Regions from separate parts of the Mus musculus genome. Here region 1 is linked to region 2. The links are chromatin loops, found by intact Hi-C in ENCODE. Cell type or tissue: heart. All regions are shown on one strand. Links, peaks and the distances in the headings refer to the core of each region. The heading gives the core; the rest is flanking DNA.

Region 1 (4,787 bases), core at 413-4,412, 240 kb before region 2:
TCTCTTTAGCTTTCCGTCTCAAGGCGCCTCTCCTTGGCAGAAAAAATCAGAGGCATAAAGCATACATCAGGGGGAAGCCAGAGTTTTCAGAGGGAGTTTTGTGATGGCCTTTTCAGAGCATTCTTGTCAAGACTAGTTTGCCTCGTTCTCTTTATTAAATGAAAGAAAAATAATGCAGTGTTGCAAATTAGCTTTGGTGATGGCTCCAACCATTGTCAGGTTCACAGTCTCATTCCGCCATTCAAAACAACAAACCCACCACACTCTCTATGCAGTGCCGTAACTCAAAACAGCCACCAAACAGCAGAAAGAGGCTCCCCGACTCCTCTCAGCCTTGCCATAAACTCGCCGGCCACATGCTTATTTTAAATTATGTCGTTTCTCCCAACAATGACCTCCCAAGTGCTTGGTTGACAGGCTTATACCATTATGCCCAGGCTTGCATAGCAACAATAACCAGGTAGGCTATTATTATAACCAGGTAGCTGCCGAGCTTCTGGTTGGTCCTCTTTTGTCTCTAGAAACCTCTCAACCCCCACCCAAAAAAGCTTTCATTGCCACTTCCTAGTGGGTAGAGAGCAGTCAGCCAATAGATATTTGATTCTTTGAGGAAAAAGCTGAGTTTTGATGTCTTTTAATCAAGCCTTTCAGAGTCCCTCTGTGGGGGAGGCCAGGTGGAAGCGGGGTGGGAAGCTGGTCCCTTACCTAAGCTAATCTAGACACCCTCCCACTCCTCCCCTGCCCTCTTGACAGATGCAGTCATCCTGATCACAATGAGTATTCTCTGAGGCAGGAAGGCAAGGCTCTGGAAGATGGTCAATGCCTTCATTAAGAACCCAGAGTAAAGGTCAAGCAGACACCAGCACCGCTGAAATCTAATTTCACTGTAATTGAATCATCTCAGCCAAAGGCTGTATTTTCCAGCCCTCTCATGGCCTCTTCCCCAACAACTGTCAACAACTGTGTGAGCCTACCCATGTATGCGCGCGCTCACACACACACACACACACACACAGGGTGGGGGGACACAAGGATTACACAAGAGTACTTAATAAACAACTATAATTCTCCTGGCTCGGATAGTTCCTTACCACCCTCTCTCCCTGGATCCTAATACTGGATACAAATATTTAATCCAAACCCAATCTTGTGTCTGTTAATGATCTTCAGTGTCTCGCCCTCAGCAAGAGGACAGGATATTATGTTTTCCCTGTGATTTATGACCTCTTCTGTCTCAGTATTGGCAGCAATTTATTTACATGGCTTTGGAGTGTGTTACATGTGTAGTATGGACATGAGGGTGCATGTCAACCTATGTGTAGAGGCCAGAGGTCAATGTCATGTCTTCCCCAATCACTGCCCAGTGGTCCCTGGATTCCAAACTCAGGTCCTCACGCTTGGGAACTGAGCCAGTGCCCCAGCTCCTAACCCTCCCCTGTTTTAAAAAGGTCTCATTATGTTGCCCAGGTCAGCCTTGAACTTGAGAGTCTCCTGACTGCAGGCTTTCACCTGTCCAAGTCAGCAGGCATCTTGAACAAGAACATCATTTCCTTTAAGCTGTTTCAGGCTGTGTTTGGTGGGAGCTGTTAAATGCAGTGCATTTTTTCCTTTGGACACAATAAAAGAAAAAAGTGATTAAATGAGTTGGGTGTGGTGGTGCGAGTCTACAATCCTAGAACTCACGAGATTGAGGGAGAAGCATTGCTTTGAGTTTGAGGTCAGCTTAAATTACTTAGTAGGAACACCAGGCCAAATTGGGCTATGGGATTGTCTCCAAAGATAAAGAAAAAAGGGAAGGAGAGAAAAGAAAAAGAAAGGAAAGAAGGGGAAAAGAAGGAATCAGCAGAGAATAAATAAGTCAACATGCAATGGCCAATATACTTTCTAGGCCTCTAATTCTTTTATAGTTTGTGGGAAAATGTCGAAAATCTTCGTTACCAATTTCTTGTTACCAAAGTTCAACGATGGCTTCCTCGCTCCGTTAGGTAACCTTTCATTTTCTCAACTACCCATTATGTAACGGGAGCATTGGGTACTGGATCAGTCTTCCATTAAAGATGATTTTTATAGTTGCTGAGCGTCGTCAGGGAGTGCTGACACTGGGGGCGGTTTAAACAGATACAAGCATTTAAGCCAGTCCGGAGCGGTGACTCATTCCCCCACCCCCCACCCCCCCGCGAGAGACGCGGCGCGGCCATTGGTGAGCATCACGCCCCGCCCCTCGCCCAGCCTAGCTCCCGCCTGCCCCGCCCCTTTCCACTCCCGGCTCCCCCGCGTTGTCGGATCAGCAGACCGATTCTGGGCGCTGCGTCGCATCGGTGGCAGGTAAGCGGGCTGCTGAAGCCAGGCCTTGGCGAGCACTCAGCCTTCCGTCGTCAAGCTCGGCTCACTGCGCCTCTCGGGGCCTTGAGGCCACGGGGACTAGGACTGGGACTGGGACTGGGGCTGAGTCTGGCTGGGAGGTGACTGTACACCCCCTGCTGCGCGACTCCTGGAGGAACCGAATCCCAGGGCAGCCAGGCCGGGAGCCAGCCTTTCCTTCCCGAGCCAGATTCACAGCTCAGCATCGCTGGGGATGGGGGTGGCATCTTTTGACTGTCCTTGGCTGTTTTCTTCTCTCTTTGTAGTAGCTACAGCGAACATAATTTTACCTCGTTATTCCACCACAGTCATTACTCCCTTGCACAGTTTCATTCTCAACGTCGCCGTGCGCCTTCACTGCCCTGTCTAGGCGTTTTCATGATTGTCTATTTTCTTGTACTTTGAATACCGTGGTTTAATAGCAGTTGCGGGTGCGCAGAATTCTCCATTTCCTTAAGAGAAACTCCTGGGAGAATGGGACTAAAGACGTGCAAATTTAATTATATCGCAAACAGGAATCAAAATTTTGCATTAAAATGCCAAACATCTTGAAAAATTAACTATTCAATGAAGAAAAGGAACTACTTTACCTACACACACATCCGAGAGCTTCGAGGAGGCGAAGGAAATAGAAAGCTAAGGGATGATTTGGGTTGTATTTGAATCTGACACAAGCTTTCCATATTATTTATAGCAGGGACTAAACGATGAGTCATTTTCTGAATAAGATGCAAATTAAAGCAAGTTTGTTTGTTGTCTTTACATCTATTAAATAGACAGAGACAATGGCAACAGCAACCCTAACCTAGAGGTTGCCTGAAAGTGTCAGGTTTGGGAACAAGTGGCCCTGCTTAAGGGCTAGAAAGATTGCTTTACAACCAACAATCATGACTTGACATTGCCTGGGGTTCCTTTTGTCTATTCCTTTTTTAAAAGACTAGTGTTTATTTTATGTGCATGAGTGTTTTGCATCCACATTCGCCTGTATACACACCTGGTTCTGTGGAGGTCAGGAGAGGGTGCTGGATGCCCTGGCACTAGAGCCGTGAATGGTTATGTGAGCCCCTGCCACAGGGGAGCTCAGAACCAAATCCAGGTCCTCTGGAAGAGCAACCAGAGCTCTTAAAACTTCTAAGTATCCCTCCATCCCCTTTCCATCATATTTGGAAAGGAGAAAACTGCTACCCATGCCTGGCATTTATTTCAGAGATTAACTGTCTGTGTAAAACTTGACATTGAAAGTGCACTATTCTGTTTCCCATTCATACTTAGTTGAGACTACTGTAAGTCAGTTAGGGCTTTTTTTGTTTGGTTCCTTGGTTAGTTTGGAGTGTGTTTGTGAGCTCATTAACAGGCTTTCAGTATGTAGCTGAAATTTGCTGTGTAGACCAGACAGGCCTCAAATTTGTGGCAATCCTCCCTGCATCTTCCCAGAATGCCCTGGTACAGGCATAAACCACCGTGCCCAGCAGTAAAACAATCTGGTGAGGTATTATTAGTCGTGTGCTGTGACCCAGAAACCCCACTCCTGGCAATTTACTGGGAAGGAACAAACAAAGGGCTAGGGGAGCCATATGGCCTGCAGTTAGAGAAAATTAGATCCAACTGAAAAATCAACCTAAAGGTGTAAAAGCCAAGCAGTTAAGAAACTGACAGGCTCATGATGGAAGCCGAGGCCATCGTGAACACTCTTCATTTTAGGCCCCACGTATCACTGGGGACAACTGAGAGTCAAAGTACAGGTAAGGAGACCAAGGCTTTTCAGGACTCAGGCTGTCTCAGTGAAAAGCCCAGAAGAGCAGTAATTGAAAGAGCTCAGACGATGTGTCTGATCTCCTCTGTTTGTTTGTTGCTGTATTATTTCCACTAACTTATTTGGGAGGAAAAAAAACAGTTCACAGGCTTCTTTTCTTGAAATACTGGGGATTGCTGGGATCGAACCCAGGGATAGGTTTTTAGTTTCTAAAATAACATAGATCATGCCCTGTTTGCTTTTTGGAATATGTTTGCGCTGCCCTTATTTTCATGTTCAAATACTGCTCCATTTTGCGTGACTCTTTAGTATTGGTTTGATGATTTGCATATTAGATTAGATTGTATTTCAGTTCTCAGACTTATTTATCAATTCTAGTTTTCTCTTTTTGTTGTTTTAAAGGACTCCTGAGTATATTTCAGAACTGAACCATTTCAACCGAGCTGAAGCATTCTGCCTTCCTAGTGGTACCAGTCCAATTTAGGAGAGCCAAGCAGACTGTGAGTGCCCTGTGAATCATGATGGTCTTGGGGAGGGTTGGGAGGGGAACTGAAAAATCATCAACTGGGGAGATGGGGGCCAGAAAACCTCCGTGCTTGTTCCAGAGGCCACTTATGCCTCACTGTTCAGTGCTGTCTTGCGAAGTCAGCTTAATTCTATGGGACAAGGGCCA
Region 2 (4,787 bases), core at 211-4,210:
TTTTTTTTTTTTTTTTTTTAAGGTGGTGGTGGTCAAGACAAGGCTTCTCTGTGTAGCCCTGGCTGCCCCGAAACTCACTCTGTAGAGCAGGCTGGCCTTGAACTCAGAAATCCTGCCTGTGACTCCTGAGTGCTGGGATTAAGGATTCGTGCCACCACCGCCGGGCAAACACCTACTTTCTTACAGAAATTACTTCCCACAAGAATAAAACAGTGGTGGGAGTCGGGGTGATGGAAATACTCTGGTATAAAAAGAAAGAATCAGTTAACAGTTGAGCAAAAGACATTGTCTAGAGAACAGATACCTCATGCCTCGCTGATGTCTGCCTGAGGATGCTCAGGGCCTCCTTTTAACTAACTACCAGGTGTGTCATGAGTGCTAACACGGTGGACAGCCTCAACTGCCCAAAGCTATTAACTTTTGGATGAGCTAAGCATAGAGAGTAGTTCTAAAGTGACCCTGATAAGGTCAACTATAACCCAGCAGAGAATCCTGAACTTCTAAGAGGTGAAGAAGGCCTCTCACAAACTTCACCAGAGTCAAACACCTTAAAGGAGCAGGCCAGCAAAGTCACACAAGATGAAAGGGCAGATGAGAGAAACGGAGCAGGTGAGGCCTCAGCCCAATAGCACTCAAACAAAAAACAGAAAAATTTCAGCCACCTAGCCTAGCCTTCAGAAAGGAGAAAACTGCCTAAGGGAAGTCACATGGCCAGTTAATGACAGCTCAAACCAGGCTGTCTCAGGACTCAGATACCAGATCCTCACATCCCTGGCCGCCTTAGTTCAGAGGACCCAAGCGTCAGAAGGGATAGCATCTTCGCCATCATCCGGTCTCCCAGCACCGCAAAAAGCAGACTAACAGCTACTACAAATGCCCCAACCCCAAGTAGCCTTCAAAAAGCTAACTTTCTTCCCTGTGCACTTGCCCTCACCCCTTGCGCTGAAAATCAGGAGTTTCCCATCAGACCCGCTTAAAGCCCCTCATCCGGAATGAAGGCCGAGTTCCCATAGGCTACACATCTAATGGGACATCTCCGGCCAAACGATGAAGACAATTCTTCACCTTCAAGTTATCACACTCCAATGTCAATTTCTCGGTCAAGAGCGCAGGCAACAAGGCGACCCCGGACCCCTGCGGGGCAGGCCAGCGTGAAAGGTCGCAAGGTTGGTGCAGCGGCATCTAAAATTACTCCGTGTCGCCTTCCGCAAAGAGGGAAGGAAGCCAGACTGGAAACAGCACCGCCATCCCCCGCCCCTCGGGCTGACCCTGAATCCCCGGGCGCGGGGATGCGGGGCGCACCACCTGGGGAGGGGCGCGCAGCAAGCCACGCAGCACGGCGAGCCCACGGTGGCTGTCCCGGGGGCACCCGGCGGGGCGGCAGTGAGCGCCGGGGACGCACGGCCTGACACTGCAGCCGGGGCCGCCGGGCCGCGCGAGCCGGCGTGGGGGCGCAGGCCGCGCCGCGGGTGGGTGACAGCGCGCGGGGGCCGCGCGGGCCGGCCTCGTGGGCTCGGCGAGCAACCGGGGCTGCCGGCAGGTGCTGCCGCGGACCCGGCGTGGGGCGTGGGGCGCGGCGGCCCGGCTCTCACCTGCCTGCAGCTCGCTGGGCTCGCGTCCCGCCGATCGCACCGCTCGCGCCGCAGTGCCTGCCGCCGCCTTGGGTCCCCGCGGCAGCCGCCTGCAAAATGGCGCCGCGGAGGGGCGGGCCGGGGGCGGGAGCCGCGCAGCCGCCCGCCCCGCGCGCCGGCCCCTCCCCGCCCGACCCCCGGCTCCGCCCGCGCGCCCCGGGGCGCCGAGCCGCAGACCCTTCCCCACACACCTGCTCCGGGGGGGCCGCCTAGGATGCTCGACGCTCGCAGGCTCTCCCCTTCAGAGCCTCCTTTCTACCCTGCAGGACCCCAAGCCCTGCAGTAGCTGTGGGGTGACAGCGAGAGGGGTGCAGTGTACCCGGCTCAGTGGGTAACCCGCTTTAAAGCAATTTCGCGGCGTATCCAATTGGGCCGTCAGGCTTCCGAACTCGCTGGGGAAAGAGAGCCTCCTTGCTTATGCTGACGCGGGAGAAGACACACCAGGCTTGATTTCTCTGGGGCGTGTGTTCTGATAGAGCGGGTTTGGGGGCAACCTGCTATTCTGTATTTCTCAAGTGTACCCCCCAAGGAATGCCTGCTGGATGGGCACTTAGGCTGTGAGTCAAAAGGCCGCGTGTCAATAAACACATAGCACTTAGGCCGGGCAGTCTTGCCCAGGGGGGCATCATTAAAACTGGGTACCACCCCCAGCGGTGCTGAAACTGAAGTGTGGCTTCGAAATTTGCATTTCCAGGAAGTTTCTAGGTGATGCTGCAGGCGGTGGTCTAAGATACTAACTTGTAACTAAACCACGTTCTTACCTCCACCAAAACAAACAAAACCCTAATAATTAGCTCTCTCTTCTGTCTTCCATCTTGAAACCACTGTCTTGGTTGTTTTTCTAACCCAGTAATTCCTTTCATCCCCAAGCAACTCCGGAGAGCCATAAAGAATGGTCGACCACAGCTGACCTCATCTTTAAAAACAAAAAGCAGATTTTATTCCTGAATTGTTTATGTTTGGCAGTCTTGAGGACTGGTAGCACACTGATCAATAGAGGCATGCCGTAACCAGCAAAGACGGGCATTTTATAAAGTAGGCTAGTGCGGACGAGCTGAGAGAATCAATATATAATTCTCTAAGTCTCACACTAAAATAAAACCAGTGAGGCTTAGTGGTGCACACCTGTAATCCCGGCATTTTGCAGGCAGAGGCAGGAAGACGATGAATTTGAAGTCAGCCTGGGCTACTTAGACTCCTGTCTCAAAAAAAAAAAAAAAAAAAAAAAAAACCCTAAAAAACAGTAAGTTGAATTGTAAAATCCAGCATACCCTGGAAGACCATAGGTTAGTATTTCATCTTCACTGAAGATGAAGAAAAGAGATGATTCTGTAACCAGCACCAGAGAAGCACACAACTCTTTCTATGCCAGAGTTTCCAGCCACCCTTAAAAACATAATGTGTGTGTTCTGCTCCACAATATGGAACCTTTTGGAATAGAAGGCCTGTTCCAAGATCAAGAACCCCTGATCTTTTCAGTTCATCTCTTTTCTTCATTTCCCCCCATATATATTGTCTCCCACTCCCTAACTCCCCCTTTATAGTTTTACCTCCAATCCTAAAGCACTACCTCACTCCGGGTTTCCCCCCTCCCTCCCTGGTTTCCTGCATCTCTTCCTCCCCCACCCTCCGCACTCAACAAGCACTATAAAGCACCATCAGTCTCCCGCTTTCTCAGACGTCATCTGTGACCTTCTAAGTGCCAAATCCTTTTGCCTGTTTACAGATCTTTTTTTTTTTTTTTTCCTTCCTTGGCTTAGTAACATTCCATTGACTAACCCCCTCCTGGAGATGTTTTTATGTGATAAAGCCACTCAGCCTTCCTGACTGTCCCACTCTTTTCCACCCAGGTTGGTGATGGAAGGATTTCTCAGGTGTGGGCTTCTAAAGACGTTGGTCCCCTTGATGCCCTTTTCTCCTCAGGCTCCCCATGCTCTCTGCTTCTCACCACCCTCTTCCCCCATTACCTCTCTTTCCAGACCAGTCATTTCTGAACTTCTAGACACACTTCCCAAATGTTTCCAGAAACTATAAATGCCCCATTTGTGTGTGCCCCCCCCCCAGAGTGTACATGTACCGAGTCAAAAACTGTCGATCAAAACTTTCCAAGCATTGGCGAGATTCCTGATTTGATAGTGCCAAGATAATTATTTAGGGCACTTTTGTACTGAATGTATGCAGAGCCTTCCCTGTGTCTCTCTGTCCTTCACAGAACACAATTATTTACATGGTATTTGCATTGCCTTCGGAAGTACAATAGTCTAGAGAGGTTTCTGTAGGTTACAGGCAAACAGTGTATATAAAGATTACCAGACTAGCCTAGCTGAAGCTTTCTGTGCCCTGGGGCCAGGGGTCCTGAAACCAGCCACTCCCCTGCACTGCAGTCATCCCTAGTCTCATCTTTCCTTCACAGAGTGTTCTTTATCTGAGTTCTCTGTTTTTGCTACCCCAAACCCTGAAGTTGTCTTTGACGCTGTGTCCACTCAGTCACCTGCAGTCAGCTTGAACAGGGGAAGTGTTCTGTACCTGCAGATACCGTCTCTTGTTTTTAACTCTCCAACCTCTTAAGAGCTGCCTCCCAAAACCATCTTTGTTATCATCTCAAAACACAACTGACCATTTGACATCCCTTCTGAGAATCCTTTGGGGCCCCTTTGTCTAAATAATGACCCAGCAAAGATAAACAGAATCTAGTCTCTTCCAAAGCATAACATTCAAGACCCTTGACTTTTTAATCTCACGCCCTCCCTTTCTTTCTGGACAAAGTACTACATTTTACCACTGGTGAACAGGAGGTGACATCAAGGGTTTCCCTGACTTCAACTTTTCAAGGCTCTAATGAGGACTGAGTGCGGTCATGCATACAAAAGATTCACTCAGTGCAGTGACACACGGGTGACATTTAATTCTTTGGCCTTTTTCAGACACAGTTTGTTTTATGTAAACGCCAGAGAAAATGTTAGAAATACTCTTGAATTTCTAAGTGTGTATAAGGATGGATTAGCTGCCAGCTACAGTCACTCCTATGTATGAGGGTCACTCTTACAAATAAGCATTTTATCGTCATCAATTCAAAAATGACATGGGCATTTTCTTCTCACTTCCTTTCTCTGTGATTTTCTTTCTATTTTTTTTTTTAATTTATTTATTTTTTGG

What was found. Peaks named below come from ENCODE experiments on the same cell type or tissue, not always from the same donor. Only the 100,000 strongest peaks of a DNase experiment are listed, where the experiment ranks them.
Region 1: a loop joins it to region 2, with 4 times the contacts of the local background. A loop is called at or near these places in 1 of 42 quality-filtered maps.

Annotation. Positions count from the first base shown.
Region 1 is chr2:131,907,679-131,912,465 of GRCm38, forward strand. Prn (prion protein readthrough transcript) reads left to right here and starts at 2,250. Exons shown (of 5, transcript NM_001278259.1): 1 at 2,250-2,325; 2 at 4,517-4,614. Prnp (prion protein) reads left to right here and starts at 2,250. Exons shown (of 3, transcript NM_011170.3): 1 at 2,250-2,325; 2 at 4,517-4,614. In heart, for the core only: no CTCF peak of the experiment used is centred there; DNase peaks (open chromatin) are centred at 963 and 2,263; H3K4me3 peaks cover 1,768 bases; H3K27ac peaks cover 1,529 bases.
Region 2 is chr2:132,143,420-132,148,206 of GRCm38, forward strand. Slc23a2 (solute carrier family 23 (nucleobase transporters), member 2) reads right to left here and starts at 1,689. Exons shown (of 16, transcript NM_018824.2): 1 at 1,593-1,689. It overlaps Gm14051 (a long non-coding RNA gene), which reads left to right and starts at 160. Exons shown (of 3, transcript XR_866753.3): 1 at 160-1,166. In heart, for the core only: no CTCF peak of the experiment used is centred there; DNase peaks (open chromatin) are centred at 922, 1,292 and 1,932; H3K4me3 peaks cover 2,449 bases; H3K27ac peaks cover 2,189 bases.